Regions from separate parts of the Mus musculus genome. Here region 2 is linked to region 1. A link is a loop called in an ENCODE intact Hi-C map of the cell type or tissue named here. Cell type or tissue: left cerebral cortex. All regions are shown on one strand. Links, peaks and the distances in the headings refer to the core of each region. The heading gives the core; the rest is flanking DNA. Region 1 holds the start of LOC115487897 (a small nucleolar RNA gene). Region 2 overlaps Zkscan6 (zinc finger with KRAB and SCAN domains 6).

The links. Peaks named below come from ENCODE experiments on the same cell type or tissue, not always from the same donor. Only the 100,000 strongest peaks of a DNase experiment are listed, where the experiment ranks them.
Region 2: a loop joins it to region 1, with 4 times the contacts of the local background. A loop is called at or near these places in 11 of 42 quality-filtered maps.

What each region holds. Positions count from the first base shown.
Region 1 is chr11:66,879,992-66,895,547 of GRCm38, forward strand. It overlaps LOC115487897 (a small nucleolar RNA gene), which reads left to right and starts at 12,449; the gene lies at 12,449-12,587. In left cerebral cortex, for the core only: no CTCF peak of the experiment used is centred there; no DNase peak of the experiment used is centred there.
Region 2 is chr11:65,821,304-65,836,859 of GRCm38, forward strand. Zkscan6 (zinc finger with KRAB and SCAN domains 6) reads left to right here. Exons shown (of 7, transcript NM_001302374.1): 5 at 627-711; 6 at 1,522-1,635; 7 at 6,739-7,936. The coding sequence ends at 7,523. Dnah9 (dynein, axonemal, heavy chain 9) reads right to left here. Exons shown (of 69, transcript NM_001099633.1): 68 at 12,796-13,185; 69 at 10,021-10,483. The coding sequence ends at 10,256. Among named protein-coding and RNA genes, the nearest start is that of Zkscan6, 22 kb to the left of the region's middle. In left cerebral cortex, for the core only: no CTCF peak of the experiment used is centred there; no DNase peak of the experiment used is centred there.

The DNA.
Region 1 (15,556 bases), core at 3,853-11,852:
GATTAATGCTCTTGGTTGTCTCTGACAACCACTCAGGGTTCTCACACTGTGCATATGGGTTGGCCATATCTGTTGGAATGAAAGGTTCATACTCAATCCCCCATTCTACATCAGTGAGTCCCTCCCAATAAACATATGATCATAACTACATTTGCCTAGCCTTTGTCACTTTCATCCTCGAAACAGTCCTAAGAAATACTTTATGTATGGAGAAATTAGTTATTTAGAAATATTAGATTATAGACCCCAAATCATGTCACTAAACAGCAACACAGATATAACCAAGCCTAGGTGTGTCTGGTTCTAACTCTTGAGATCTTTCCATCATGTAAGACAGTTACTGTGGGTTGTCACACGTAAGATGGGAGCAGTGTATGACTAGTATCACAATATAAGATGTTATTTGCTAAGATGCCAGTGGATCATCCCATGAGAAAAGGACAACAGATTGTCTTCCATAATGTCTTATAAACAAAGCCAGTATCTCTTACTTCAGAGAAGACTCCAACCTCAAGAAAAATCCTTAGGTCTGATATTTGGACATAGCCAACCGAAAAAGGGACACATGTCTTGGAAAATACACTAACCAGACACAACACTATTGTATAAAGCTGGAGTGTTGGTGCCTCCATTCACAGTGGAGAATTGTTGAGACTGAGGCCTAAAACCTCAGTCTAGACAGAAGGGTCACAAGTTAAGAAAACATAGTACATTTGTAAAGGACCAGACTACAGTTCCCCTCACCCATATCAAGTGGTTCAAAACTGCCTGTAATTCCAGATCCAGGGGATCCAATACCCTCTTCTGACTTCCGTAGGTACCTGCATGAAGGCACACTACACACACACACACACACACACACACACACACACACACACACACAATCAATCAATCAATCAATCTTTAAAACAACAACAACAACAACAAAAGCCATCCATATCAGTAGCCCATTTTTCCCTCAAAGTAAAACAAGGAGAGGATAAATCATAGAGAATAGATTTCTAGTGAGGGTGATGGAGATGGCTCATTCACGCAAACAATGAGACCTGAGTACGACGAATTTCTATCATCCAAGTAAAAGGTGCATATCCGTAACCCTCACACTGGAGAGGGGGAGGCCAGCAGCTCCCTGGAGCTTGCTGCTTAGTACCCTTCATCAAACTCTAAGTTCAGAGACCTTGCTCAGAATATAAGGTGAACAGCAATATAGGAAGAAATCTAATGTCTGTCCTTCGCCTCTCATTACAAGCATAAACACATGCATTCGCAACTGTATGCACATGTGTGCATATAAACACCATGCATACACACACAGAAGAGTTTCCAGTGAGCCTAGACTCACACCAAGAGAAGTTTAACAAGTCTAGGATTCAGGCAGGTTGGGGAGATAGAAGTTTCCATTCTATGAAGATTGACATGCAAACTATGTGGGCTCCACCCTTCCTGCATGACACCAGAACTCTCCCACTGATTGACTAGAGTTCCCTCCTCCCAGGAATGGGCTGGGCTGGGGAACCCTGCCAACATTTGTGTTGGGAGGGCTAGTTTCTTTTGCTTTCAGGGTTGATTTTGTCTTCCTTTGATGGGCACATCAAATAGAAATCATAGTAAGCGATCCAATCTAGAGATAGTGAAGGCCTGCCCCGCTGGAAATGGTATCTTCTCTTTCAGCTCACTCTGCCATGAGCCACCATGTGACCCTACAGCTTTAACTCCCGAGAACCCTGATTCTTCTGTTTCCAAATCTAGAAAAGGCAAACATATACTGGGAGCAAAGAAAGATGCATGAAGGAGAGTGCTTTCTTTGTAGATGAATTTATAAATCCTTCTACACTTGGATATAAGGCTTTTTGAATGACAGAGGCATTTTGAGAAAGGCAGGGATAACCAATGCATGCAGAGAACTCAAAAGGAAAAACTGTATCAGCTTCCAAGCATTTCCTACGGGCCTAGGGTTGTGCTAGGGCTATGGTCAGTGCTCCAACCCTACTTCTGTTGTCACTATACAGTTGGGAGGACTGGAAGTCAGAATAGTAGTGACTGCTCCTTCTAAGCCAGCAGGGATCTCCATTCAAAACTTATCTGATTGGGAGACCCACCAAGTCAAGAAAAATACTGATGTACGTGATTGTTTTGTGAGCTGCCAATAGGTCTGAGTTGCTGTATCCAAAACTAAAGGAGAGCTGTGGAGCCACACTTCCCAATTAGCAGACTGCTTTTTCAGCTAAAACGGCAGTCAGTCACCTGGGATGTTGCAAAGAGGCTTAGCTACTCAGCCTCATTGCATTGCCATTATGTCACTGCTGAAGTCCAACAGTCTCTCTGCCACAAGCCAGCTTCACAGCTCTTTCCAAATAGTTCCATCCTGGACACTAAAACCAGGAAGGTGAAGGCTGCCAAGTTCCTTCAAACATAAAAGAAAGGAAAAAAAACGTTTCCCTCCACAACCATAGGCTGTGCCAATGATTACAGCACGCAGAGAATTCACTCACAGTTACAGGGCATGGATCCTTTAAGGAAATACGAAGCTGTTCAAGGGACAGGGACACAGTTTGCTCCAGGCCACAGGCAGCCTGGAATCCACTGAGGTTTTGCTCATTCCTCCCATCACTCACACAAACCCCCAAATCACTGTCCTGGCAGCTCCTGCATGGAGGCCCAGGGGAACATTGTGTTCTTGGCTTCCTGAGCCTTGTCATTTTTCTGCTGCAAGAAAAGAAAGAGCAGAGGAAGCCCTTAGGGGGGCTTCCATTCCCACAGATTAAAAATGAAAACAAAATATGGGCAAAAGAGGCAGAAGACTGCAACCTCCACAGTGGGATAACACTGACTTCCTGTTCCTGGAAGCACATCACTTCCGCCCCTCACACAGAGAGACACGCCCCCTCGCTGAGAAGTGTTCTGTGTATCTCCCATTCAGTAGTCCAAACTCCCAGGATTGGGAAAGAAATATCCAGGAAAGAAAAAATAGAAAAAATGCATTTATCCTGGTTTTTTTTTTTGAAAATGCATTTTTAATTTAATTTAATCCTTCAAAAATGTTACTACGCCCTGCATTTTATGGAGAAAGAACCCGAGGCTCAAAGAAATGAAATGGGTAATCCTAAATTACAGTAAGTTAAAAACCCAGGCCTGAGGGATAGGAGATCAATAATCTTCACCAACATATGGATCCTTCATATGCCAATCAGAAGAGGAAAAGTTTCAAGTTTACTAAGCACCAAGTTTTCCTAAACCAGAGGGTCTTTTTTAAAGAAATCTGTATGTTAACATTTTTTCCTTTCCCACACTCTCCCCAGGAATAATGTCTGGCCCCAAGGCTGCTCATGTGTCACTCACTGGGACATGTGTGTTTATAAGTGACACTAGGAAAGGAAAACTAGGGTTGCTAACCAGCTCATCAGAGATTGGTCTTCCATTTGGGTAAATGGAAGAAGCCACAAGTCTGGGATTGCTGGGTGTCTCTAGAAAGCGAAACAAGTAAATTTTAAGGTGGATTCTTTTCTAGAGCCACCAGAAAGCATTTACTCTGCCAGCATCTTAGTGTTATCTCATTGAGACCCATGTCAGATTTCCAACCTCCAGAATTGCAAGCTAATAAAGCTACAATGTTCTATGCCACTGAACCTATGGTAATTTGTTACTATAGCAATAGAAAGCTAAAATATCCAATGGTGAAACTGAATCATTACACAACAAGATACTGCTTTCCCTGTCATATTGACAGGCCATGAATCATAGATGTAGACCTCGACTCAAATTCCAGCCTGAGACAGCTTGATCCATGCATCTTACTCACAGTGGATGTCCCCATCAAAGAAAACTGAGAAAGCCAAACCTATCAATTAAAAGCCCATCTTATGGGATGAATTGCTTGTGTGTGTACATTGCACTTGAGTAAAGTGGGAAGGCTATTTAGAAGCATGGCAAGACTTATGGAATACATACATCTCTCTGTCTCTGTCTCTCTCTGTCTCTGTCTGTCTGTCTCTCTCTGTCTCTGTCTCTCTCTGTCTCTCTCTCTCTCTGTCTCTCTCTCTCTCTGTCTCTCTCTCTGCATATTGCCTTTATTCTTCTCTTGTTACGACAGTTCCTCATTGGTACATGGCGTCAATATGACCACCTCCCACCCCCGGATAGCAGCTTTCTGTTACAGTGATGCTCCAGCTTTCCAGCCTGTTTCTCCTTACAGCCAGCTGACCCAGTCTCCTAGCACCTAATTTAAATAGTTAGAACATGGAGACCACCATAAACCAGGTTCTGCTGTGCCATCAGTTATGGTCAAGGTCAAGGACTGGGAGCCAAGGACACTCTCTTCAGAGACCTGCCTCATCTAGGGCTTGAGGTTGGGCAGTACCTTTAAGAAGGCATCAGATGCATCAGAGAGCAGAGAAAAGATGGCTAACATCTTCAATGCCTCTCTGTACCCTGGAGACTGGCTTATCTTTGGAAGCCAAAATGCATCCCCTCTGTCTGACAATCTGCTCTTTCCCGTCCTCCCCTCAACTGGTCATGTGGATCTCCATTCACCTCTGTGACACCTCTGTGTTTTTCAGTCCTTCCATCCTTTGATTGACAGTATCTCTTTAAATATGTTAATATAGTCACCAAGTTACATTCAAATGGTGCTAGCCCGAGAACCATTCCATTTATTTTTGGTGACTTTGCATATTTTACAGTTTAACTCTCAAAGGAAAAGAATGGATGCCCAGTTCTTGGGGAAATAATTCAGACTCAATGCGGGTCCCAAGTGTTGACCATTACAATAAGTAATGACAAAATTATTATTAATGACAAGAAATGCAAGTCTTACAGTTTAGTGTGGTAGAGATGTAAATAATGGCACGGATTCTGATGACAGCACTCAGAGAGTTGAAAGGCTGTGTGTGAAGTCTCACAGCTCTCTGCAGTACTCAGGCTGAAACAAAGCAGTAATGGTTGTCATCTGTAAAGTATAGTGCCGGGCATTCTGCACTTAATATTTCTAATCTCACTGTAACCCTTCAGTGTATAACCTTCCCAACTCCCATAATTAGGAGGAGTATCTGACTTGAAAGCCCAGTTCCTCCCCTACAGCTCCCCCTATACCCTTGGGTCCTTAAGGGCCTCACATGAATCGCTTTATCTTCCCTTCAAGTCTCAGCTCAGACTCTGTAAAAATTTCCCTTTATCTTTTTGCAAACTCAGGTGTTATTTCTCCAGCACTCTCCAACTCATCAATACAACCAGAAACCCACTAAGAGCTGCATACGCAGCTGGGAACAAACCATTCTGATTCCCACCTCCAAGAAGCTGATGTGTTCAGGGAGAAATATAGAATGCCAAGAAAGCCTCCTCCATAGGGCACTGGCCTCATCTGAAAGGCCAATCACTAACCTCCTTAAAGAAATGGGATGTGAGCCGCAACCTTCTCTGTTTCCGTTAAACCTTTGCTGAATGTGATAGGAGGTCCAGGTAAGGCACCTGCAGCCAGAGCAGGGCTCTGCCCAAGGTGTGGTGTCAGAGAGGCTGTAAGCAGTAGGTACTGTCAGGACAGAAGCATAACTGTCCCTTTGGGACCACAGGCAATTGGTCTTAGGGTTCTCCACAGATACCAAAATCTATAGAGATTCCAACCCCTTATTTATAATTGTATAATATTTGCCTGTAATCTATCACACGCTCCTGTATAAATATATCTTTTCTTAAAAATCATCTCTGGATTACTTATAACACCTAATGCATAGTAAATGCTATATAACATTTTTAATGTATCCTTCGGGGAATAATTCCAAGAAAAAATCTGCCTGTGTTAGATGAAATAGCAATTATTCTCTAGATGGTTTTGATTCATAGCTTCCTGAAATTCTAGGTGTAGAAACTGCAGGCACATAGGTTTCACTCTATTTCTGCAGTGCCTGTCCCTCTGTCTTCTTCATGCGTATCAGTCATGGGCAGCCATGCAAGCCAGCCCAGACTACCAAAGCCTTGCTTAACAGAGGAAGAAACCAAAGCTTAATGAATGAGGCAGCTGGAAGAAAGGCCCATAGCCAATGCACAATTGACAACAAAAAACATGGCTTCTCTTTTAAATGTTACTACATTTTTTTATTTATTCAGTGAGTGTACACATTTATTTATTTAGTGAGTATACATGTATGCATGTGTGTGTTTGTGGGGTGTGTGTGTGTGTGTGTGTGTGTGTGTGTGTGTGTAGCACAGCATTCACGTGATTGTCTCCTTGTACCTTATGGGTTCCTGGGATAAAAGCCGGGTCTTCAGACATAGGAACAAATACCTTTATCTACTGAGCCATTCTGCTGGTCCAAAACTTATTTGTTTCTTAATTCACAAACCTTCTGCTGTATTCTATGCCATCACCTGTGGGTTTCCCCCAGAACTATAATGAGAAATCATGACTTGTCCCCAATGGAGCATGCTAAAAACCAGGACTTGATGAACAACTGTGCCACCCTAACCATCACCACAAGGTCCCAGGGAGGCATTTCCTCCATGGGAAGTCCATAATTCGTATTAAGAAATGACATATCCTAAAGAAGCTGGTTAAAGGGAGAAGCAGATGGGTTCTGTCACATTCTCCCAGGGTGAAACCCTCTGTGGGTGATCCATCTGACTCAGTTTCACAAGAAGCTGCATCGTTCTCCATGACTTTTGCACATAGCTAATATTCTAGGTACAAGGCACAATAATTAACTGCGTGCGCTAATAAACTGGGTGGCAATTAAAGCTGAGATTGCTAAGCAGGTCTTAAGAAGTCACATTCTATGGCGTGATCCTAATATTTTCTGACAAAGGTCTAAAGAGAAGCATAGACTGACTCCTTCTATTAGTTATGTTTTAATTATAAATTATACGGATGAAGCAGCAGGCCGTAATTGAGCTTCTCTGTAATCTGGTTCCTTGGTTGTCACCTAATTCTTGCTCTTTCAGCTACCAGACTGTGGGACTCTCAATGGGAGAAATTTATTCTAGAGTGTGTTTTTCCTTGTGCCCCTGATCTTATATTCCTGAAACATTGAAGCAAGAACAAACCTCCTAGGCAGATAAAGTGATGTGTTCCGGTGCACAGTCATCAATGGCTTTGAGTGGAAGCCTGGCCAATCAAAGTGTTCAGAATTGCACTGCCTCTACTATGGAATCTAGAAAAACCGGGAAGAAGTAAAATCGAGTGGATGATTTGCCTGAACTCCTTGCTGAGTTGAGAATGTCGACCCAGTGCTTCCAGAGTATATCTCTCTTTACTGCGTGTCTAGAGTTTTGTCTGCTCTAGCTTTTTGGAAATAGATGCTCTGTTTCCCTTAGAATCTGTTCAAATGCAATACTTCTGGGCCCTGTAAGCAGAACTAGGAGTCCAGGAGAAAGGAAAAAGGAAGATGATGAGAAAGAGCTATGTCCAGAGAAAGCAGACAATCAGGGCCACATCGAGAGGAATGAGCTCCCCATCAAAAGTGACTGGGGGAGCGACATAGAAAATCACCCGTCAAGGCTAGACCACTTTCTGTGAGTGAGGTGCGGCTTACTGCTAATCACACAAGGCGTAGCTGAAGATACAAACAGTGTACTGGGTACCTTATACAAGGATGCTTTAAAAGATGGGTCAGGATAGACATGATCACATGCGATAGCTACCCATACAGGGTGTACATGTGTGCATGTATCTATCAAAGGTAGCTGTGCTCTTCCTGGGAAGAATATGCTGCTACTATCATAGGCTACTTCCTGCACATGCCACCTATCACAACACACACAGGTATGTTCTAGTGGCTTCTTTGATCCATTTGTCCTTCAAACTATTTAAACTTCAAATCTACATTACTTTGCTTATTGCAGTTTTGTTATATACTTTGTTGCCCTTCCAGATTCAAAATTTTATTCTTAGGATAGCTAATCTGTTATCACACATTTTTATTCCAGGTTCGGTTTCTCTTTGGTATTAAATAGTTTCACAAATTCTTACTGAATTCCTTTGTAAGTCAGTGTTACTCATAAAAGCCAATTTTAGTTGAGTTGGCTGAAAAAGACTTCCCACCGGGAACATAGTAGTTCTCTATTAATTATTAGTTATTATTAATGATTGTTGACTGTTATTAATCCATCTTGTGCCATTCTCAATAGTTTCCTTGTTACTCTTTACATAGAAAGCCTACCTTGTCTAATGGTTTGATCATAGTATAGTTTTTGAATTATCAACTATTGCTTTTTAAAAATATTCTCCATTTTTTTAATACTTTGTGTTTACCTCTTTCTCAGACTCCTAAGAAGCAGGCTACCTCTAGGGATGGGTGACAAGGAAAAAATAAAACACAGGAATAGGCAAAGAAATGATCTTACAGAAAGAAAGAAATTGGTTCAAAAACATCTCTCCAGTGGGTTGGCTGAGAGTGCCTCCCTTGGCTGCAGGCTCCTTGGTCTCTGTTCTGCCCACTGCTGTTATCTTCTCCTGTATTCTCTGGTACCACCAGTTTGCCTCTGCTCTGGGCGTTTGCTGCCCAGATTTCTTGCTCATCTGAGGATGCCTCTGATTCGATTCCCACACTCCCACAGTTGACAAATAAGGTCTGTATCTGTGCTATGGGTCTCTTTGAGAACAAAGAGAAGCAGGTAGCCTTTTCCTTTTGTCTGTTTTCCTTAATCAATAGTGCCAGTGTCGGACATTTGATGGCATTTGATCCTGAATTGTTTTCCAGCTTTCCCATGGACTTCCCCTAAAGCAACCCGCTGTGAGTAGAGTGCAGGGTTCATGATCTAAGACAAGCGGCTATGGTGTGGATGTTGTTTGTTCTCCAAAGGTTGTGTGGTGGGTGTTTGCTTCTCATTGTGAAGGGGCCTTTAATACATGGGGCCTGAAAGATGGTAATTAGCTTATTGGGGGTTCCACACTCATGAAGGGATAATGGGCTAAATTCATCAGAGAGCAGGTTCCTTGAAGGCAGGCCACTCAGGCACTGGCATCTTCTGCACACGGTCATTTCCCTTTCTGATCATCTACCTACCTAGTTCTGATCTTCAGAACCCAGCAGAATCAGCCATGAACCTCTGTTGAGAGAGCGATCCCTAAGGCTTCTCCATCTCATAGCTCTTAACTCTTCCAAACATTCCTCCTGAAAACAAGTTCTAAAGGCCTAGGAACAGCAAGGCCAAGTTTACCACAGAATTGACTCCACTTGTCTGAGTACCAATTGTCTATATTAGTTACTTGATGGCTAATATTGACTGTCAACTTGATAGGACTTTGAGTCACCTAGGAGACAAACCTCTTGGCAAGTATTGTGATGGACCTTCTGCATTGAGTTAATTGAGGTTAGAAGATCCACTCCACATACGGCCAACAGCATCTCGTGGACTTGGATCCAGGGACAACAATTTTTTAAAAAAGAGCTGATGAGTAGCATCCATTACTCTGCATCCTGACTGAAGTTGTAATGTGACAAGTTGCTTAAAGCTGCTGGTTGACTATAAAGCATCAATCCTCTCTTCAATTGCTTCTCTTGAGTATTTTTTTACAACAAAAAATAACTAATGCATTACTATTCTTTCTGATGGGACCAAAACACCTACAGAAACAAGTCAAGAGATGGGGGTTTATTTTCCTTCAGGGATGCAGAAGGATTTTAGGCTACCCTGGTAGGGAAGGCGAGGCAGAGTAGTTCTGTCAATTTCTAAAGACCCACTCCTGTCAGGTTGACCCCATACCTCAAAGCTTCCATAGCCTCCCCAACCGGTATCTTCAGCTCCAGAACAAACATCCAGAGGCATGAGTCTGTGGGGGAACAGCTCCCATCTAACCCACTACACTTCTTAGTCTGGGTGTTATAGTATATTAACACAGAAGTCACTAAGACGCCAGGGTTTCCCAAGCTACGGAGCACATACAGATCACTAAGGTATCTTACTGAAGTATATATAGGCTTTGATTCAGTAATGTTGAGATGGATGCTGAGAACCTGTGGATCTTATCAGTCCCCAGGGACCACATTTGAATACCAAGGGCTCACAGCAGGGCTTCCCACCTTCAGGTGACAGAGTCTCACATTTTCCCAGGCTGGTTTCAACTCTCTAAGTAGCCAAAGATGACCTTTAACTCCTGATCCTCTACTTCCACATCCCAAGTGCTAGGATTATAGCTCTGTGCCAGCACGGCTTATTTTGGGTTGACATATTTCCTTATCACTCCACGAAGCTGGTCTTTGCATTACAGGATACTTAGTAACACCTCTGTACTCCTCCTACCACACCTCTTCCAAATTCCTTTTTATTTCTTAATTTATTCATTTATTCACTTTGCATCCCTCCCAGCTCCCTCCTACTCCCAGTACCACCTCATAAGGATCCTCCCTACACACCCATTTCCTCCCTCAGAGAAGGGGAAGCCCCCTTCCGGGTAACACCACACACACACACACACACACACACACACACACACACACACACACCAGCACATCAAGAAGCTACAGGACTAGGTGCACCCTCTCCTACTGAGGCCAGACAAGGTGTGACCCAGTTAGGGAAACAGGGTCCTGGGATCCACAGGCAGGCAGGCAACAGATTTAGGGACAGACCCCATTCCTGTTGTTGGGGACTCCTCATCAAAACCAGGCGGTCCATTTGCTACTTATGTGCAGGAGGCATGGGTCCAGCCTGTGCTCACTCTTTGCATAGAACCTCTTCTAGATTCTGACAGCTAATGGGGTCTTCAGAAATTGTCATGGTCCCTGTGACACAAAGCCTGGTCCTGCAAACCTGAGGCCTGTTGACTTAACCCATAGAGAACTGGGTGAGCTACTCTAGAAGGTTTCAGTGTGGCAGACACTCTCAAATGTTGACCAACTATTAAGTGATTACATGTTAATCCAGCAGGCATTGCTTGTCACAGGTAATTTATGAGAGAGATGGTCTCATGTGAAATATTTGAACTCTTTCCTTTGCATGGTTATATAAATATTCCCCTTGCTGATGCTTTCTGCCTGCCGTTTAAATCATGCACTAGTCAAAAGATTAATTTTGTTTCCAAAAGCAAGAATGAATGTTTTTAATAATATACATTTATACTTTGTCCTACAGAACTATAGGCTGTTTGAGAATGTCATGTATAAACAGAGCCCTCCAAAAGGAGGAAAGCAAATTTCAGCAAATGTCTGCAAAGTACCAAGAAGTATTGTCTGTGGTGTTGCAATTACAGAACTAGTTTGTGGAGTGTGGAAAAAGCTTTATTTAATATGTAAACAAATAGGCATAGATAATAGAAAAAACATGGCTAAAGACGATGGGAATCAAGATAAAGACATCACAGCCTGTGGCTGACTTCCTAGGCCTGATCTAGGTGGATATTTGCATATTGTCGCTCTACTAAGATTGTCAACAAGATTCACTTCCCTCCTCTCTCAGATGGATACTCTTTACAAATCTCACCCATCAGCACCAGCTCAGCCTGCACTATCCGATGCAGCAGCCACCAGTGCTGTGTAGCTATTTAAATTAAAATTAGACAAAATTTAAAATGCAATTCTTCACTCACACTGGTCACCTTCAAAGTCTTCACAACCATACTGGCCACGGGCTGTGATTTGGACAAAGAGAGAAGACATTGTTATCATCGTAGAAAATTCTCCCAGACCTTCCTGGTTTCAAGAGTAAAGCCAGGTATAGATACAAGTTATGTTAGTACTGCCACTGGTGATGGCTGGGATGCTCACACACAAGGAAAACACTCAGTCATGTACAACTACCTACAGCATGCTGTGGCGCGGCACTGCCCAGGCACTCATATTTCATCGTTGCATCTACTGCAGCCATGAATGCAATGAACACATAAACTTGAATCTTGAATCAGAGTAGGGGCCAAATAATTACGGGCACACTGTTTTCTATAAATGTCATTGTCTAAGCTCCAAATAGCATCACAGATATTCTAGTTATAGCAGAATAAAAGAGTGCCATAGTAGTCTCCTATAAAAGTGCTAGTTTGGGGGGCTGGAGAGATGGCTCAGTGGTTAAGAGCACTGACTGCTCTTCTAGAGGTCCTGAGTTCAATTCCGAGCAACCACATGGTGGCTCACAACCATCTGTAATGGAATCTAACGCCCTCTTCTGGTGTGTCTGAAGATAGCTACAGTGTACGTAAAATAAATAAAAAAAAAATTTTTTTTTAAAGTACTCGTTTGGTTTGCATTTGTAAAAGGGCATGCTACCTTCTGGACTCGTGTTCTGCAAGGGGTATAGGCAGGACTAAGGGAGCGTAGGTTAGAAGGGATAACACGGGACAGTTGCAGCAAGCAGAATCCTGCTCAGCAGATACATGGCTCTCTTATTCATAACACCAGAAGGGGACAATCAAAAAGAAACATGTGACTCTCCAAGGACTTGATAAAGCAGTAACAGATAACAACAAAAGGAACATTACTATCACATCCCAGAGCTTAAGCTAAATGAACTTAAGCTACTCAACTTAAGCTAAATGGTCAAAGAGGCCCTTTGTCGGTGGTGTTGATCTTCTACCAGTCAGGGGCAGAACAGATGGCAGTCCTTTGTTCATCCTAGCTTGGTGCCTGGCTTGGTGACCAAAGCTGTTTTAAGCCTAGGACACATATAAATCAAATCAAATCAAATCAAATCCAGTCAGTACAATGCAGGAGGAGAATGGCAGCAGAGACCTGGGGTCCTCCATGCCACACAGTGAGAGAGGGAAAAGATGCCCACAGACCTGCCCAACACCCCATGGCACTGGTGGTCCATAGACACTGGCTTGCTCTCACACCATCCAGCGCAGAGGGAGGATGTCACTCAGGGCTCTGCCAGCCACGTGAGCAGGCTGCAGCAGCAGGAGCCATGACAGTGTGCTAGTGTGTGGTGGACAGATGGGAGAGAGAGAGAGAGAGAAACAGCTTAAGCATTAGACAGAGATAGACCTGGAGAGTGGACGGTGCAGAGAAGTAGCCTCTTGTGAGTGACCCATGGGGAGGTTTGAGCTCGAGCTGCCACTGAGACCATGTCTGGGTCTGTGGCTAAGCACCACCCGGGGGTCTGTGTCGATGACCCTGGCTCATATTATCACTAGAGAACATGTCCTGTCAGGGCATTCACCAGTCAGAGCAGCCACCAGGGACCACATGGAAATCCAAAGGTTGGACGGTGCTGACCCCATCTCTCACTGGCACAGGGGAAAGCTGGCCCAACACCTCACCCAAGCAGCACACTGGAACTGGCCCTAGTGGAGAGGGTGTGGATGAGCTAGACCTGAGGGTGTGAGTGTGGGAAAGCTGACCCTGTCACATGTCTGCTGTGGCGTGTCTCGGGTACAGCGGTGAAGCGGCCCCCTTCCCCGCGCCAGCCCCTCTTCACCTCTGCAGTCCAGAAAGCTGCTAGCCCTGCCCCTCACCAGCTTCAGCACTCAGAAGAGCAGGCCCTGTACCTCACCTGGGCCTGGACAGCACAACAGAGCTGACTCTGCAGGGGCCAGAGCAGGGGGGGGAGGTGGGGTCGGTAAGCCAGCCGAGGGCAAGCAAGAGGGAGATCTGGCCCCATCATGCATCTGCTATGAGGTGGTGCTATGAGGAGGTACTGGGGTAATGATATCCCTCCCTCCCAGCCCCAAGCCCCTTCAGCAGTTGGGAGAGCTAGCCCTGAGGGCATGAGCAAGCAAGCTAGCTCTGCCCCCCTCACTGGCTGTAGCACTCAGAAAAGCAGGCCCCATACCTCATCTAAGTAACACAGCGGAGCTGGCCTCATTGAGAAAGGCACAGGTGAGCCAGCCCCAAGGGTGTGAGAGTGGGAGAGCTGTCCTAGCCCCTCACAGGCTGCAGCACTTGGGAGAGTGGGCTCTGAACCTTGACTGGGCAGTGCAGTAGAGCTGGCTTTGGAGGTGTGGTGCAGGTGAACTGACCCCAAGGGCATGAGAGCAGAATTGGAGAGCTGACCCTGCCAGCTGCAATGGGTGGCAGCATTGGGTGGCCTAGTGGAGCAGTGGTTGGAGACCTCACCCTGTTGGTGCAGATAAAGAAGAGCTGGCATTCTGACCAGCTCAGCTGTCACTGAGGACCAGTTCCAGGGCTCCGAGTTGTCCCACCCCAAAAGCTTTATCAACTGCAAATGGTTGGGATTCCTGAAAGGACCAGCCCTGCTGATCTAGGGCTGCAGGATCGCCACGATACGGGGCAACGACAGGATAACTGGGAAGGAGTTCCCGTGAGGATACAACATTGATGGTGTCTCAGAAGCCAGAGGCCTTGAACCAGACCAATGACTCGTTGCAATGAACATTTGCAAGTGAAGATGTGTGGACAAAGAGTATACTGTGGGACACACTGTGACATGCTACAGCATCTATGATGAGATGTTTTCTATGCTTTGGTTTGGGGTGTGTGTGTGTGTGTGTGTGTGTGTGTGTGTGTTTATTTTGGGGGTGAGGTAGCAAGGGAGAGGGACAGGTATTAGGGGTCAGGAGATGAGCAGGACTGGAGTGCATGATATGAAACTCACAAAAAAATCAACAAAAAGTTTAAAATAAATGTTTAAGATAAATATTTTTTAAAAGTGTCTTTTCAATTCATTGCCTTATACATTGGTTGGATGCTTTGGGGGTTTAATGTATGTGTGGGTATATGAATATATACATGTAATATATAATATAGTATATACAAATATGTAATATATAATATATTACATAATATATATATATAAATATATGCTATATAATGTACATTGTGTATATGCTGTATGTAATATACATTATATATACTTGCCTATATTATATATAACATATATATAACTGACTTTCTCCTTTGGTTGATACTTTATTGGTAAGGATATTCTCACATTCTGTACACCACCACTTCACCCTGGTTATTGTTTGCCATGTAGAAGCTTCTTAACCTCGCATAATCCCATTTGTCAACTCTCAGGATGACTCCCAGTGCTCTTGGAGCCTGGTTTAGAAGGGCTTTGTCTACGTCTCTATCTTGAAGTGGTTTTTCTTACGTTTTCCTTCAGCAGCTTCAGGCTGGATTTGCAGGTCTCCCACTAAGTCCTTTGGTCTGTGTTTCAGCTGATCCTTCCAAACAGGGGCAGAGTATCACATCTCTCTCATCTTCACGAGGAAACCAAGCTTCTCTGAGCCATTTGTTAAAGACGCTGTCTGTCCTGCAGCATGTGTTCTCCACAGCTCTTCCTCACCCATGGACATATGGTCAGCACTAATTGGGTTCCAGGAGTTATTAATAATATTTTTTTTTAAAAAAAGAGGATCTGAAGCTGAGAGAAAGATGGTTTGGAAGGCCCCAGGAATGATGGGGGAGCTAGTCGCATGTGGATATGATCAAAATATATTGTATGCATGTATGAAAATTTCAAGGAATAAATAAAATGTTATCTTTAAAATGTTCTTAATTAGGTGGCTGTACTGTGTGGGTTTATCTCTGGGCACTCCATGCTATCCCATTTGTCCAAGGCCTGTGTTGTGTTGGTACCGTGGTTCTGTATATAATATGGGATCAGGTGTTGTGATACCTCCAGCATCGTTCTTTCTGCTGAAAGTTGTTTTAGGAACCCTTAGTGCTCTCAT
Region 2 (15,556 bases), core at 7,557-15,556, 1.1 Mb before region 1:
GGTGGGTGGCCTTTCCTGTGTTGGGTCTTCAGCCTACAGTTGAAGAGGAGAAAGGCTACTTTGTCTAACAGTGGAGCACTGAGTAAAGCCAGCTTCCCTGAGTAAGCCGTTGAGGGACTCCAGGTGGATGCAGTTGTGACTCCTGATGCCTTTGTCTTGGAATCAGGGCTTACAGCTGTCAACTCTTGGTACCTTTTCGCTCATTTACAATGACCTTTCTCACTAATTTCCCTTTCACTGTTTTCCCTTTCTTTTGGATTTCTAGGTTGCTAATAGTGGGGATAGCTGGCACCCAGTGTCAGAAGAGCTACGGCTCTTGAAAGAGACAAGAGCAAGGGTCAGGGTGTGTGGTATTCTTCACTCCTAATTTGTTTCATAGAACCAAACCAAACCAAAACCCAGAAGTGCGCCCCTAATGTTTTATCAACTGGGCAAGCAATGGGGATCTGAGACCTGTCATCCTCCCATTGTTCTCTTTGTCCTTGACAGGGACTCACTTGCTCCAGTGAGTTCTTAGGTCTCCTGTTGACCAGGGTCCACAGCGCATGCCTTCCTCTCGGCTTTCTGTGGTTTGGAAGCAGGTTTAAGCACCTTCATTGGAATGATACATCTGTGATTTCCCCCAGGAGCAGTGGAGACACCTGGATTCTACTCAGAAGGAACAGTACTGGGATCTCATGCTGGAGACCTATGGGAAAATGGTCTCAGGAGGTGAGGGCATGTTGTCCACCTGATGAGAGGAGATGAAAAGACTGGGAAACTGTTAGGTATTCTCTGTGCATTCCAGGAGGCACCTGTTGAAGGGGTGTGTAACAGAAGGCATTGGTGCTGCTATAGAAAGTTGATGAGTTAGAAACAGCAGGCATATAAGAATGTCCCAGTATTTAAAGTGTTCTGTTCTCCAGGAACTGCGTGATTGTGTTAACTATAGTAATACCTTTCATTTATGAAACACATTAAATGGGCGTGGTGATATTACTATTCCCCACCCTCCAGCCCCATTTTTCCCCTTTTGACACAGGGTCTCACTAGGTAGCCCTGGTTGACCTGGAAATTACTAGATAGATTAGGCTGCCCTTGACCTTACAGAGATCCACCTGTCTTTGCTTCTTGAATGCTGGGATTAAAGGGGTGTGCCACCATGCTCACCCATAGGATTCCCTTTTTAAAGATGTTGGAAGTGAGCATCATCAGATCAAGGACTTGCTCAATCTTCTACAGCTCCCAAGGGCTGAGTTAATGTGGAAGCAGGTGTTACTGGCTTTAGGTCCATATTCTTTTTCCTACTAAACTGAACTGCCTCATGCAAGATACGAGTCCCTGTTTTGATGTTTGCACCAGACTGCCAGTGGTCCCTGGGTCCTTGTCACCTGTCTAGATTCTTGTTTTCATGGCATTCACCATATGTCCTTATCATCTAGTTCTCTGGTGAGTGTATATAAGTGACTCGATGTCTGGGCTTCTCTTTTGAGCTCCCAGACGTCACTGTTTATCTAAGCCCACAAAATTTCTCTCTCTCAGTAGCAGGCATTTCCAACTCCAAACCTGACTTGACTAACTTAGCAGAATATGGGGAAGAGCTGGTGGGCCTGCACCTTCACGGCGCTGAGAAGATGGCAAGACTCCCCTGCAAAGGTCAGTGGTATCATAGTCTCTAGCCATTTCTGACCTCTGCAGATCAAACTGCAGGTGGTGGGTGAAGTAGTTATTGCATTAATTATAGCTAACTGTGATCTTGACTACCTGCAGTTGCTGGCTGCAGGGCTGTAGGTATATTTATTTAACCATGAAAGAAAGAGCACATGTTGGATCTACTGTCAGTCTTGTCTATTTCAATAGTTTGCCTTCTCAGAGAGAACTAATATTCAGACAACATGAGGCCAATATAGGTAGTTAAAATTTCCTCAGAAAGACTCCATGTAATAGCCAGTACATCAGTAAAGAAATTCAGAGAAAATACTTTTTGGATTTGTAAAAAACTTGTATTTGTTAGCCTGTGTTTATGACCTGTGTGAGGGTATGCTGTGCCTTTGCATGTATCCCAAGGCCAGAGCGCAGCCTCATGCGGCCATTTGCATGAGTCCCGAGGCCAGAGCGCAGCCTCATGCGGCCGTCTCCACTGTTGTGGGGGCCGTCAGGCTTGGGTAGAAAGCGCTCCTACCACTGAGCCGTCTTGCTGGCCCAAACCAAACTTTCTCAACCCAATCCCAATCAGTGCTAACCACCTACTTCAGCAAAATAAACAAACAGAAGAGTGTTCTATATGGTCTCTGTGGACCTGGACTTCATTAAACAGCAGCATCAATTGATGCTTAGCATGTTTGAAGACTGGCAATAAATCTGAATTTTTTAAATAGGTCACTCCCATGTGTACACACATGCCCATGTACATGTGTGTTGAATTCTAGAATCCTGGAGAAGGAAAAGGACTCAGATTATCCTTTTCCTAATGGAGTCTAATCATTTTCCTCTGCTAATGTACTACAGACAATAAGAGTTGATAGATATGGCTTTATTATCAATTGTTTTTTTGTTCTGGGAGTCACGTCAGATTTTGTACATGCGAACCACACATTCCACCCAGTTCTGATTTTAATTTGGAGCAGTATATTTACTATTTCACAAGAGTTCCTTTGGAACAATCGATTGACACCTTGTCATGTCATCAGGGAAGACAGGCGAGCAAACTTGGGAGAAGGCGCTTCATGAGTGTTTCCTAGAAAAGGAGCCTGGGAAGACTGGGGCTATCTGCTTCACCTCGTAGGATTAATATTATAAATTTTGAATTTTAAAATTTTTGGTATATGGGTATTTTATCTGCATATATCTACACCACATGCATTGCATGGTGTTCAAGGAGGCCAGAAAAGGCCATCAGATTCCCCAGAACTGGAGTGCACACAGTTAATGAGCTCCCACATGGGTGCTGAGAACAGAACCCAGGTCCTCTGTAAGAACAGTAAGTGGTCTTATACACTGAGCCTGTTATTGTTATTATTATTATTATTACCATTATTATTTTAGAGATGATTTTTTTGACATATTTATATTCCCAGTAAGAGTGAGTAAGAACAGAGCTTGCCTAACCTTTTAGCAGTTGGGTTTTATTTGTGATATTCAGCTCATTATATCCCAGCTGTTTTCTGTTTGGCTTGGGGTTTTGTTGTTTTTTTTTCCATCCATCCTTCTTGCTGACTTGGCCCCATTAGATTCTGCCTTGCATAGCCTGTCTTTATAGCTTGAGATAGAACTGAGAGAAAGCGTAGTAGAAGTAAGTGTGGGAAGATTAATTTGGAGGTCATGAGGACAGATGGGAAGAGAACACTTGGAGAGAGAAGCTTGTACAGGGCCTAGTAGGGGTCCAGGTTTATAGGGAGAGAGACTGAACTGGGGCGGAGGCTACTGCATCAAGGTAAGAGAGGACCAGTTGGAAAATCCAACAGCTGGGCAGACTGCCAGATGTGTGGTAAGGCCAAGTGCAGAAGTCAGAGAGAAAGGCTGTCTTTGACCATGTGAAAGGAGAGTTCACAGTGAAAGCAGATCAGCAGGGTCAGCCTCAAAAAGTTGTAAACTGCATATGTAGTCAGGATACCCAGGGAATAAAACAACAGCAGAAAAGTAAAACAAAACAAAAACCCCAAACCAGTTGCGTGATTCCTAAGTAGATATCTTAACAGCAGAGGAGAACAGGGAGCCGAGTCGGAAGCGATACCTCGGGAAGGAGCCCAGGAAGCTGAGGTTGTCAGGTCGCTTCTGATGAAGGAGGCAGCCGGGATCCCTGGGCAGGAGCTGCTTCTCTGTGCAGGGCTGTGAGGGAGCTGCTGGAGAGCTTTGCCTATGCTGCTTAACAGAATAAGCTAGAAATCAATTTTAAATTTGCAAAAATAATTTGCAAAGTAGACACAAAGAAGAAAAAACATGAGTGGATATTTTATTTGCAGTCTGTTTGGATTGGAAACATTTTTCTAAGCATAGAGGTGAAAAAATCTTTGAGGAAAAGATTAACAGACTTATAATAATAATTTGCCTATAAAGTAAAAATAATTCTATACATCAGAATAACTTCAAACAAAAGTACTGCAACAAAATTGGTGTAAAACATTTTTGTGAATTTGATAGATAAATAATGGTCTGTTTTAATTTTTTTTAAAATAGAGAAAAGTTAAACTAAGTTGATGAGAACAAATTACTTTTTTCAGTAAAATTTGGACATCAGTCTTGGAGTATAAAAAGTAGCTCCCAGATGTGGGAGGAAAAAGATTTATCCTTTTATCACTGAGGAATTAACATTTAAAATAACAAAAATCCGTTTTTCACTGGTCTAAATAGCATACATAGAAAAAGCATTCAGTACTCAAGTATTAGCACCCTCCCATTTCTCCTGCCTAACAGCATAGCAGAAGACGGGAGAGCCCTGCTGAGAAAGTCAGGATGCCAGGAGGTGTTAGGAACTGCGGGGCTGGAGAGATGGCTCAGTGGTATAGGATTCATGTCGAAGAGCTGGGTTTGGTTCCCAGGATCTACATAGCAGCTCACAACCACCTGTAACTCTCACACACACACACACACACACACACACACACACACACACACACACAATAAATCTAAGAACAATTTACCAAACCAAACCAAACCATATTGTTCAAGCCATTAGGTATTGCAGTTGTGCTCTGAGGAATTCCTTTAAGGCATTGATCAGAAAATGGGTAAACACTTATGAAAAGAATTGCTTATTACAGTGATATTTATTGTAGTAAATAACATGACTAAGGGCATAGGTTTCCACAGTGGGGACTTCCTAAATTCACAATATATTTATTATTATTTCCATGGTGGCTGTTAATGCACTCTTCTTTAAAGACAGCAGACAGTACTTTACTTTGAATGGGCTCTGTCTTGGCACTCAGAGAATGAACATGTTTAGTTCTATCTCTGATCGGTGCGTAGGCCTGGCAGTTCAGGTAAGGTGAGAATAAAAAGAGAGAAGAAAACAACCTCTTGTTTGTTTTTGTTCAGTTTGGTTTAACTTTTTGAGGCCGAGTCTGAGGTAGAGCTGCTGGCCTTGAACCTGTAGCTCAGGATGTTTCCTTGTTTTTGTTTTTTGTTTTTAAGGATGAGTCTTGCTCTGTTGCCTGAGCTGCCCTTGAACTTGTGATCTTCCTGCCTCACCTTCCCACCCAGGAATTATAGGTGTATGATGCTATGCCTGGCACTGAATAAAATCTCAGATTTATAAGGATAAGGTAATTTTAAAGAGTTTAAATAAACCTTCCAACCAAAAGAAAAAATTAAAATCTTTACCAGATCAATAATAATCAGAAACCTGCATTATGAGAAAAGGCATAATTGTCTACACAAGTTACTAAAGCATGTATAGCTAGATGCGGTGTCCAGGGCTTGAATTCCCAGCTACCCAAGAGGCTGAGCAGGAGTCTGACCTGAGCTTAAGAGTTTGAGGGTAGCCTGGGCAACATAGCAAAACCAAAACTACTTACATAAAACATATATAAATAGCAAGGCACATAGAACTGCTCTAGTTAGCTGGTGTGGCACAATATAGCCTTATTGCATTGAGCCTACAATAAAATTATGGATACAATAAAACATTAATGAAGTTTATTGACTAAACTAATGAAATTTATTAACTAAATTTTCAATTTCTTGGGCGGTAATGGTACATGCCTTTAGTCTCAGCACAGAGGCATGTAGATCTCTGTGAATTCAAGGCCAGTATGGTCTACAGACCTAGTTCTAGGACAGCCAGGACAACACAAAGAAACCTTGTCTCAACACGTCCCTCCCTGCCCCCCATAGGTTTCTTATATGAGAATTCATGTTAAATATTAAATAGACCAGGGTCAATATTTACTATATAAATGTTATCTAGCCAGATATAGAACTGTGTTCAATATGACATCAGTTTTATCTAAAAGTAGGCTATACATATGTGCATGTAAGTGAAATTAGACTGGAAGTCCAGATACAGTGGCACTTTAATCCAGCACTCAGGGGGCAGAGGCAGGCAGATCCCTTGGAGTCTGAGGCCAGCCTGGCTGATGAAAGTTCCAGGCTAGCTGGGGCTGCATTGTGAGCCCAGTGTCGTATATCCCATAATAATTGGTAATGCTGTTGGGGTTGATTTGGGTTTCTTACATGTGTTTATTTTCTCCTCCTAAATTCTTCCTGTGTTTATCTTTTATATATAATCAAATAAAAATCTTGGGGCTGGATGGCTCAGCATTGAGAGCATGTGTGCTGCTCTTGCAGAGGATCTGAGTTTGGTTCCCAGCACAGATGTCTGTGACTCTAGCTCCTCTGTGGGTACCTGCACTCGTGGATGTACATATGCAAGCATACTTACATACACATAATCACAGATAATAAGAATAAACCTTAGAAAGAAAACCAACCATCTTAAGAAGCACTGACCGTATATAACTTTGGTGGTTGGGCCTTTAAGTGCATACTGTCTGCTTGTAGAGGAATCAGAAAAGCTCACTAGAAGCCAGTGCTCTTCAGAATGAGTGGCTCGGCTTCAGAGCCAATTGATGTAGCCTTGAACCAAGCCCAGGCAGAGTGAGTCTGGAGTGCTCAGGCACCTGGGTGATAGTTTTCTTCCACATTTATTGATACCCTTTCAGTAAAAAGAAACGTGATGCTGGCCTGGCACCATCTTTGCATCATTTGGATAACAGGGCATAGCAGTTACTGCCACTTAAACCTTCTTTTTCCTTTCAGAAGACAGACAAGAAAATGACAAAGAGAACCTAAACTTGGAAAATCACAGGGACCAGGGATGTCTGGATGTTTTCTGTCAGGCATCAGGTGAGGCTCCACCACAGACTGCCTTGAGTGATTTCTTCGGTGAGAGTGAGCCGCATCGCTTTGGAGGAGACAGTGTCCCAGAGGCTCTGGAAAACCATCAGGGTGAGGGAACTGGGGCGCATCTCTTTCCTTATGAAAGGGGCTCTGGGAAACAGCCAGGTCAGCACATACAGAGCTCGTCTTTGGGAGAACTGACTGCCTTGTGGCTAGAGGAGAAGAGAGAGGCCTCTCAGAAGGGACAGGCCAGATCCCCCATGGCCCAGAAACTGCCCACTTGCAGAGAGTGTGGGAAAACCTTCTATAGGAATTCACAGCTTGTTTTTCACCAAAGGACTCACACGGGAGAGACATACTTTCATTGCCACATTTGCAAAAAAGCCTTTCTACGAAGCTCAGACTTTGTGAAACATCAGAGAACTCACACAGGAGAGAAGCCCTGTAAATGTGATTACTGTGGGAAAGGCTTCAGTGACTTCTCAGGCTTGCGCCACCACGAGAAAATCCACACAGGAGAGAAACCCTATAAATGCCCCCTCTGTGAGAAAAGCTTTATTCAGAGGTCAAACTTCAATAGACATCAAAGGGTTCATACGGGTGAGAAACCTTATAAATGTACCCACTGTGGCAAGCAGTTCAGCTGGAGCTCCAGCCTTGACAAGCATCAGAGATCACACTTGGGGAAGATGCCCTGCCCATAGCCACGTCCCCAGGTACTACAGTCCACTGCAAGCCTGCTCACCTCTGCCTGGAAGAGCTTGGACCAGAAACGACCTCCTCCTCTCTGTGTGTTGGAGGGAGAGGAGCTGGGCACTGTTTTGATGTGGAGGGGATGTTGTTCTGAGTTGAGTCTAGTTTTTCTTTTGCACCAGGAAATAAAACAGTTTTTGTTTGTTTCAGCTGGCCTCCTATTTTGGACCCCCTGGGAAAGACATGCAGTGTAGATAATGACTTTAGTAGCTCTCCAATGAGAGCCTGACTGGCTTCTAGAGCAGGCTGTCACAGAAGGGGAGGTAGGGTCGACTGTGAGTGCATGCCATCTTTGTCAGACTGGTGACAGAGTTCCTGTCTAACTGTCCTTTATTTGAAATAAACTGAGCTGAGTTGGTCTCTATCTTCCTTGTAGCTGCCTTGTTCACTGTGTTTTGACTCTCACTTCTGAATATACAGTTTTCATAGAAGAGCCCATGTGGGGACAGAGCTCCAGGACCACCCCCTAGAAACCTATCAGGTTGGTCATGTAGCAGAAAGAAACTAGAAAGCAAAAGCATGGGCCATGCTGGGCAACCTTTACCTCAGGTAAGTCTGCCTGTCACGTGGTCACATGGCTCAACTCTCCTCCTTTCTCCTGGCATCCTTCTTGAACTGTTATTGTTGCCAGAGTGTTTTATGTTTTAAAATGTTCTTTATTACCTCATTTTGCCTGTAGGGTGTTAGGAAGAAATCAATAGTATCGATCTAGTTTTTAATACTGCCCAGGACTTTATTAACATATATATGTCTAACCTGCCCATTTGTCCTTGTAATCACAAGTTGTATATCTCAAAGTTTCCTTCCTTGGTACAGTGAAACTTCTATCAACACTCCCATGTACCCCTCCTGACTCCCATTCAAATTCATGCCCTCTATTTTTATCCATGTTAATGTATGCATGCAGAAATCTCTATCTCTATGTATATTAGAATCTCCTCGAATGACCATTGCTTTACTATGCTGAGTAGTTAGTTAGGTCTCCTTTTTGTTGAGTGGATTAGAGAGCTATTGGTTACTGCCAGGATGATGTGTGCTGCTACTACAGCCTTAGGGTTATTGTGCCATGCTGGTGGCTGATGTGGTTTGGAGGGGCTGTGTTGGGAGGTGGTGTAACTGGGTAGGACTGTTGGTTGCCTCTCATCTTTGGTACCATGAAAGTTACTTCGCAGTTCAGGTCAGATGTAACTCAGGCGTCTTTGAGCCCTATTTCTGACGTGCATAGTATTTGCAGCAATAGGAACCTCTACCTCTGGTGGTAACTAAGAACAACAGCGTAATAGGCTGTATATTTAGATAGCCCTGACCAACAAACTCAAAAGACAGCTTCTCATGTCTGCTGTTGGGGTTTTTGTTAGGTAGTCTTTGACTCTTGGAGGGAATGCTGTCAGTCTAGATAAGAAGAGTTCATTAAAACTGTATGCATATTTATATACGGAATTATGTCTATTATAGTTTTTTTTAAAATAGTATGATCCTTTGTGGCTTTTTCAGCCATCCTTAGTGCTGTTTTATCTACTTCCCTCCATCTTCTGGATTACCACCTTCCTCTTCCCTAAAGAATTCCCCTTTCCCATTTTTTTTTTCTTAAACTTTACCAAGTTGAGTCAAGAATTGTGCAAAGTAGGATTCAAGCTTTGCTCTGATAAGTCCTCCAGGGGCTTCGAGTGCCTGTTGTATTTCATGAAGCACTGTCTGAATGGTAACTAACTACTACTTCAAAGGTATGAAAGACGAGGAAGAGTGATCCCTGCTCATCCTCACCTTCCGTACCAAAGTCATTCACAGAGCTGTGTGAAACCCATCAAAACTGCACACCCATTTAATTTCCAGTGGTCATGTCTACAATGGGGAATCTGGACAGTTTCAGGTGAGTAGCTTTATAGTATAAGCTTCTCCTGGGGGGTGGGGTGGGTGTCTCACGAGTCGTATTCAGACTGTCAAAGCTAATAGGATCTGCTTGCACGGTTACAGTTGTACCCTCAGCAAACAGGGAGTACGAAGGTTATTTAGTAGATGTGTGACTCGATCCCAGGCTACTATGACAGGTGCCATACGACAGCTGCTACAATGGAGGTGATCTTGTTTTTGTGAGTCTTACTGGAGTGCAGCCACACTCACTTGGTTACGTGTCTAGGCTGTAACCCTGTTTGGGCCACAGCGGCCATATAGAAGGTTTCTAGCCAAGAATGTGGCTTGCAAAGCCTTGAGTATGTACTCTGGCTCTTTACAGAGCAATGCTGGTGTTGTAGCACTAATCCTTCTAAACAGGGCAGTGTTTCTCAAGCAGCGATGGCATGCAGATTATGATTGATAGATACTGCCTATGCGTGTGAGGTATCTGGGAGCCAGAGCACAAAGGTCCAGGACTGCACTGTGGAACAAGGTCTGTGGTCATTACCAGCTTGATTGTCTTGGTCTCTTTACCATTATTTATGACAACAGTTCTTAGAAGAGTTGAATAAATCACTTTATTTGAAAAATTTACTACTCAGAATTCTCCCATTATTTCTGGGCTCTCGAGGAACTCAGCCTCACTTGAGGCCCTCCAAGTTCCCTAGAGAAATTCTACAGGGGTTTAATGCTTATGACTTCTTCATAATAATCTATCACCCACCACCCACTTGCCTGTCAGGGAACTGAGAGCGGCCCTCCTTTTTTCTCCCAAGGACTCTTAAAGATGTTAAATCTGGAGAAGCAAGGCAACACCAGCCAGAACCCACTTGGATGGGTTTTCTTTAGTCTTCAGATTGAAAGTCCACACGTAGGTGGGTCCCCGCTGACAAGTCTTGTACACAGGACAAGCATAGACACTTCGACAATCTTGCTTATCTGCTGGAATGGCCTTGAGGAACATCACAGGCATGGGGGGTGTCAGGTCCTTCAGTTTCGCCTCTGCAATGATCCCAGTCTAAGAACAAGAATGTGAAGAGAGCCACCTTAGTCCCAGAGTCCAGCCAGCCCATCTTCCCCAGGTTCTGGCAGAACCCTCCCACTCTTCAGGGTTCTCCCGATAACCCACAGTGTATGAGAAGCTCTCATATTTAAAAATACATTTCTCTGTGCTTAGCATAAATCATCTTTTTTGCTTGTTTATTTATTTGAAAGGGAAGTCTTGCTGTGTAACTGACGCTGTACTTTAAACTCAGGATTTTTCTGCCAGCTTCCTGAATGCTGGGATTCTAAGCATGTGCTATTACACCTGGCTTTAAAGTCAGTTGCTGATACAGAACTCTAAAGTTTATCCATCCTGTACAGATTAATCTATTTTCAGATAGATTCTCCCTCTTTACTTTTTCATATATCCATTTTATCAGGGTATGAAGAGCAAGTTTTTGGCAGATGCCATGTTAAAGCTCTAGTCAGGGAAGGGAGTGCGGTTTCTGCCAGCACATGCCTTTGGGTTTGAGGTTATAGCTGAGCAGAGTTGCTACTTCTTTGAGATTTTGTTATGTGGTCATGTCACCTCTGGGGCATTTCAACTTTTTGCAAGGAAGGACTCCTCCCCTTCCCCCCAACTGGGGACAAGGGCAGGCCTTGGCCATTTTGTAACTTTTCAGATTATGGTTTTCTGGGCTGGCTTAGTAGACTTATCAAAGACCACTGTCTAATTGGCTATAAAGTTTTTACTGATTCTAAGATGTTCTCAGGAGCCAAAGAGTCGTTAGCCAGATAAATTTGGGCTTGCAGCAAACACACTGAAGATGAGATGCTCTCGAGTCTTCAGAAGACAACCTGCTGCGATCCCAGCTCTGCTTCCTTACCACATGTGCTAGATGCTTCCTGAAGCACCCCTTGGAAACTTGGGGAGACACTGATCCCTTTACCACATGCCCCTGGCCTGCTTTTGTTATGAACAGAATAATTTGGTTTGTTTTCATAAATGTATTAAAATGATTTGGCTTTCTAGTTCTCTCAGAGGTTGATGTAAGTTGTGGTGGATGACAGAACTAGTGAACAGAGGGACTGTCATTTGTCCCCAGGACAGAATGTTCAAGCTGAGGAGGAGCAGGGCAAGCTTAGACTGTCCTTAGCATACCATAAAGCCAGCCCTTTAAAAGTATATGGTTCAGTGTTCTTATAATAATATTAGTTTCAAATTATGTTCATTCCACCGGAAAGAAATGCAGTAACCGTTACCAGTTGCCATTCATGTTAGATATTCACACCACTTCGACTGCAGTAAAGACTTTCCCTGCCATGGACCCTCTTTGTAAACTTGTATACATTGTAAACTTTATAAGCCCTCAAGGTGGGAAAGTGGCCAGGGTCCTGCCTGAGGCCCCCTCCTCCACACCTCCCTAACTGTGATAAAGGTCATCTCTAGTCCTTTAACAGGATCCTCCCAAGATTGTGCTAATTTCAGGTGAAAAGTTTGCACAAAACCCACCAATCCCTGAGTTCAGGACTTGAAATCTTACCAGTACTCCTGGAAATCTCTACTGTAGAAAGCTCCACCCTCCAAGAACCCCTGCGCTTTGTCTAGCTCCCTGCTGTCTGCTTGCCCTGGGGAGCATAGGCAACCACTGCAGGATTCATCCCTCCACATCCTGGAGCCTCTGATCTCTTTTGAGATTTGCTGCCTGCTGTGACTCTCATTGGAGGGAAAAGAGAATCAAGGAAGAGAAAGGAAGCAGCCAGAGGGCTTGGGCTCCTGAGCTCCTCCGCTGGGGTTTCCCTCCCCTGGGAGCTGGACTGCCTGTGCTGAGGAGGCTTCCTCAGAGCCATTTGGTCCCTGGGCTCACCTGTCTCAGGATGCCTTTCCATCGGGACACTGTCCCACCTTAGAGCTGTGCGGTTCCTGGGTCTCCGTGACTTGGGATACCTTTCCATTGGGACAGCTTCTCCCCTCAGATCTGTGTGGTTCTTAGGCTTCTGAGTCCCAGAATACCTTCCCATCCAAGCAGAAAGGCCAGCCATCAGCACCATGGCCTCGTCAGCTGTCTTTGTACCAGATGCAGGCCAGTGGCTATTCTCCCATTTTATAGTTTGGTCAGTGGGGCACTTGAGAGGAAACACTAGACCACAGCCACATGATTGGTAAATGATGGTGCTGAGGTTAGATCCAGCTAGTGTGGTTGCACGGGCCTCATCTTAAGCAACCTTCAGAACCTTTGCTCTTGGATGGATTTAAAGAAAAAGGCTCAAGAAGAGAAAGGGCACCTAGGTAACAAGATTCCAGAGCACTGCACCGGGCTGTCAACATGCATGCCATTACTATACCTGTGTGTCCCAGCAGGCACCTTCCATGAAGAGCCCATAGATGTAGGCCCCTTCCCGAGGAGGGCTCCGGAACTCCTCTCTGTTCTTCTTTGTCACATCACACTGCAGGGCCATCTGGTCTAGTGGCCATTCATTCTTGCGGGCCATGGACTGCATGATGGCAGTCAGGAAGGACTGGGGGTTGAAGAAGCCCGTCAGCCACACAGTTGAGGGCATCAAGAAGTCGCCTGTCCAGGACTCCAGCTCTTTGATTCTGTTAAGCAGGTCTAGAAACCAGGCTGCCAGGCCTGCTGTGGAAGGGTAGGCTCGCCTGGCCCAGGACTCTGGGACCACATCTAGATATAGGGCATTCTGTAGGTTTTCCATCTCACTGGTCATGGTCAGCTCCCCCTAAAGACCAATAGGAAGAAAAAGAGTTAAGGAGGCAGAAGTCTCTGGAAGCACTAGTCTTTGTGTCCTTTGACTCATAGATGGGAGCTGACTCCAGCGGTACTGGCTGCTAGTGTGGTTCTGTCTTGTATTTGCTTTGCAGAATTTGTCTTACCAAGGCTGGTGCTTTAGAACATGCCTAGTACCCACAGTTGCCACTTCAGCCGCAGCAGTACAGATGTGAGCTTAATTCCTAGTGCAATTACTGGGCATAGGTACTGAAGGCTCCCATGGTAGTTCTAGCAAAGTCAGAAACTTTTTCATGGGCTAACACTTTCTAAGTCCTGTTGGCAGCATTGCATGTACCCAGTAGCCCTATGTGGCCTGGCAGGCATGGATGTCCCAAGTACCATAGAAGCTTCAACATGCATAGTTTTTTGCTTGGTCTTACATCCTAGTCTGAGTGAGGGTAAAGAAGTCATATGGCATAGCAGGGTAGAGAAAGATGCTGGTCTTCTCATTTGTCAGGGGTTGGGGGGTAAAATTTAAGCTGGCTCTTCTGGATACCAAGAGCATGTGTGACTATGTAATACATCAAGGGGCTGAGGAAATGCAGGAGGACAGGGTAGAGCTGATGTCTTGGTCTGTTCTGTACAGCAGAAATAAACAGAATAATAAGCCTGGGCATTAAATTAGGTTCTCAGAGTGTTCCTACTCTGAGTGGAAAGGCTACATTTCCCATTGATGGAGACTGTAGAATGTATGTACTTTTGCCAGGGCATGCTAAAAATCTTTTATGTTACAGCTTAAAAAAAGTATTATATGACTATAATATTACCATTTGCTTGCCAATCTGGTTAAGAGGATATGTACAAAAGTAATGGATTATTACAAAAAGCAAAGTACCACAGAGCCAACATGAAAGTGTGTGTATGTGTATATGTGTGTGTGTATGAGAGAGAGAGAGAGAGAGAATTCATAACCAAGGCTAGTTTCCAATGCACACTCCTTCTGTCTCAGCCTCCCAAGCGCTGAGTTTGCAGGTGTGCATCACCATGCCTGCCTGGGAAATGGTGCAGTTAAGTTTGCCTTTCCATAAAACTGGTTTGAGCTTTATCAAGTTTGGGTTTATCAATGGGAATTACTTACTGTACATGGGGAAAATTTCTGTCATGTGAGAAGATAGAGAATAACTCCATTCTGGATTTGTCCCAAACTGTAGCCCTACAGGATTCATAAGAAGCCATTAGGGCACAGACTATTGGTGTCACCGAAGTGTGATGAATATGCCCTCCTGGTCCTCAAGTGGCCTACTTAGAGGACTGTGTCAGAGTGAGACAAATCTATAAGTCATTCTGAACTCCAGACAGTGCCTACTGCTGCCCTTTGCTTGTACGGAGAAGTCCTTTGTTTCTGGTTATCTCCTCTGGCCAAGTCAATAAACACTTTGTTACCAGGCCCCTGTGAAGCCTGAAACCAAGGCTTTGAGTTTTAAGAAAAAAATGATGTGCTTACTATTAAAATAAGTATAGTGGGCTGGGGACATGGTTTAGTTGGTAAATGTTTGCCAGGCAAGCATGAGGACTTGCGGTATATTCCCCAGATCCCATGTTAAAACCAAACTAAACCAAACAACTAAACAACAAACAAACAAAAAACCAGGCATGAAGTTGGTGCTTTTGTGTTCCAGTGCTGGAGAGGTAGAGACTCACAGGTGCCTGGGACTCACTGGCCATAACTTTGTCTAATTGTTAAGTTCTAGGCTAATGAGAGTCCCTAACAGGTTGAATGGCTCCTGAGGAACAACATGGTTCAATGTTGACAGAGCTCTGGTCTCCATGTGTGTGTGTGTGTGTGTGTGTGTGTGTGTGTGTGTGTGTGTCTTTGTGTGTGTCTTTGTGTGTCTGTGAATACCTTCCCCAAACACACGCACATACATCCACACAAACTGACTTCCCTTCCACACAAGTGTGACCAGCAGTGAAACCATGCTTTATGGAACCCATAGGAAGGGCAACAACACCATGAGAGATCCCCAAGTGAAACATGAACTCAGTTGTAATAAATACAGACTTTGGGGATGCTAAGAGTATTTTGCGTGGTGGGACAAGGGCCTGATGTGAATCTGTAATTGCTCTGAACTTAAAAACTATGCTAGAAAAAGATAAGGTCTACTTTTTAAAAAATGCAACACTTAATGCTTAACACCCTTCAGAAATCTAACCTCCTTTGACAGCAGAGGTACACAGAGTATGTCACTTAATGCCTTAACAGTTTTCTCACGTCTTCTTGTGATATTATAATGTATTCTGACAGCCATGTGCACTGACTAACCTGAATGCCAAGCAAGAGAAACGGGAAGAATGTCGCGCCTCCCAGGCTTCCCCTTGTT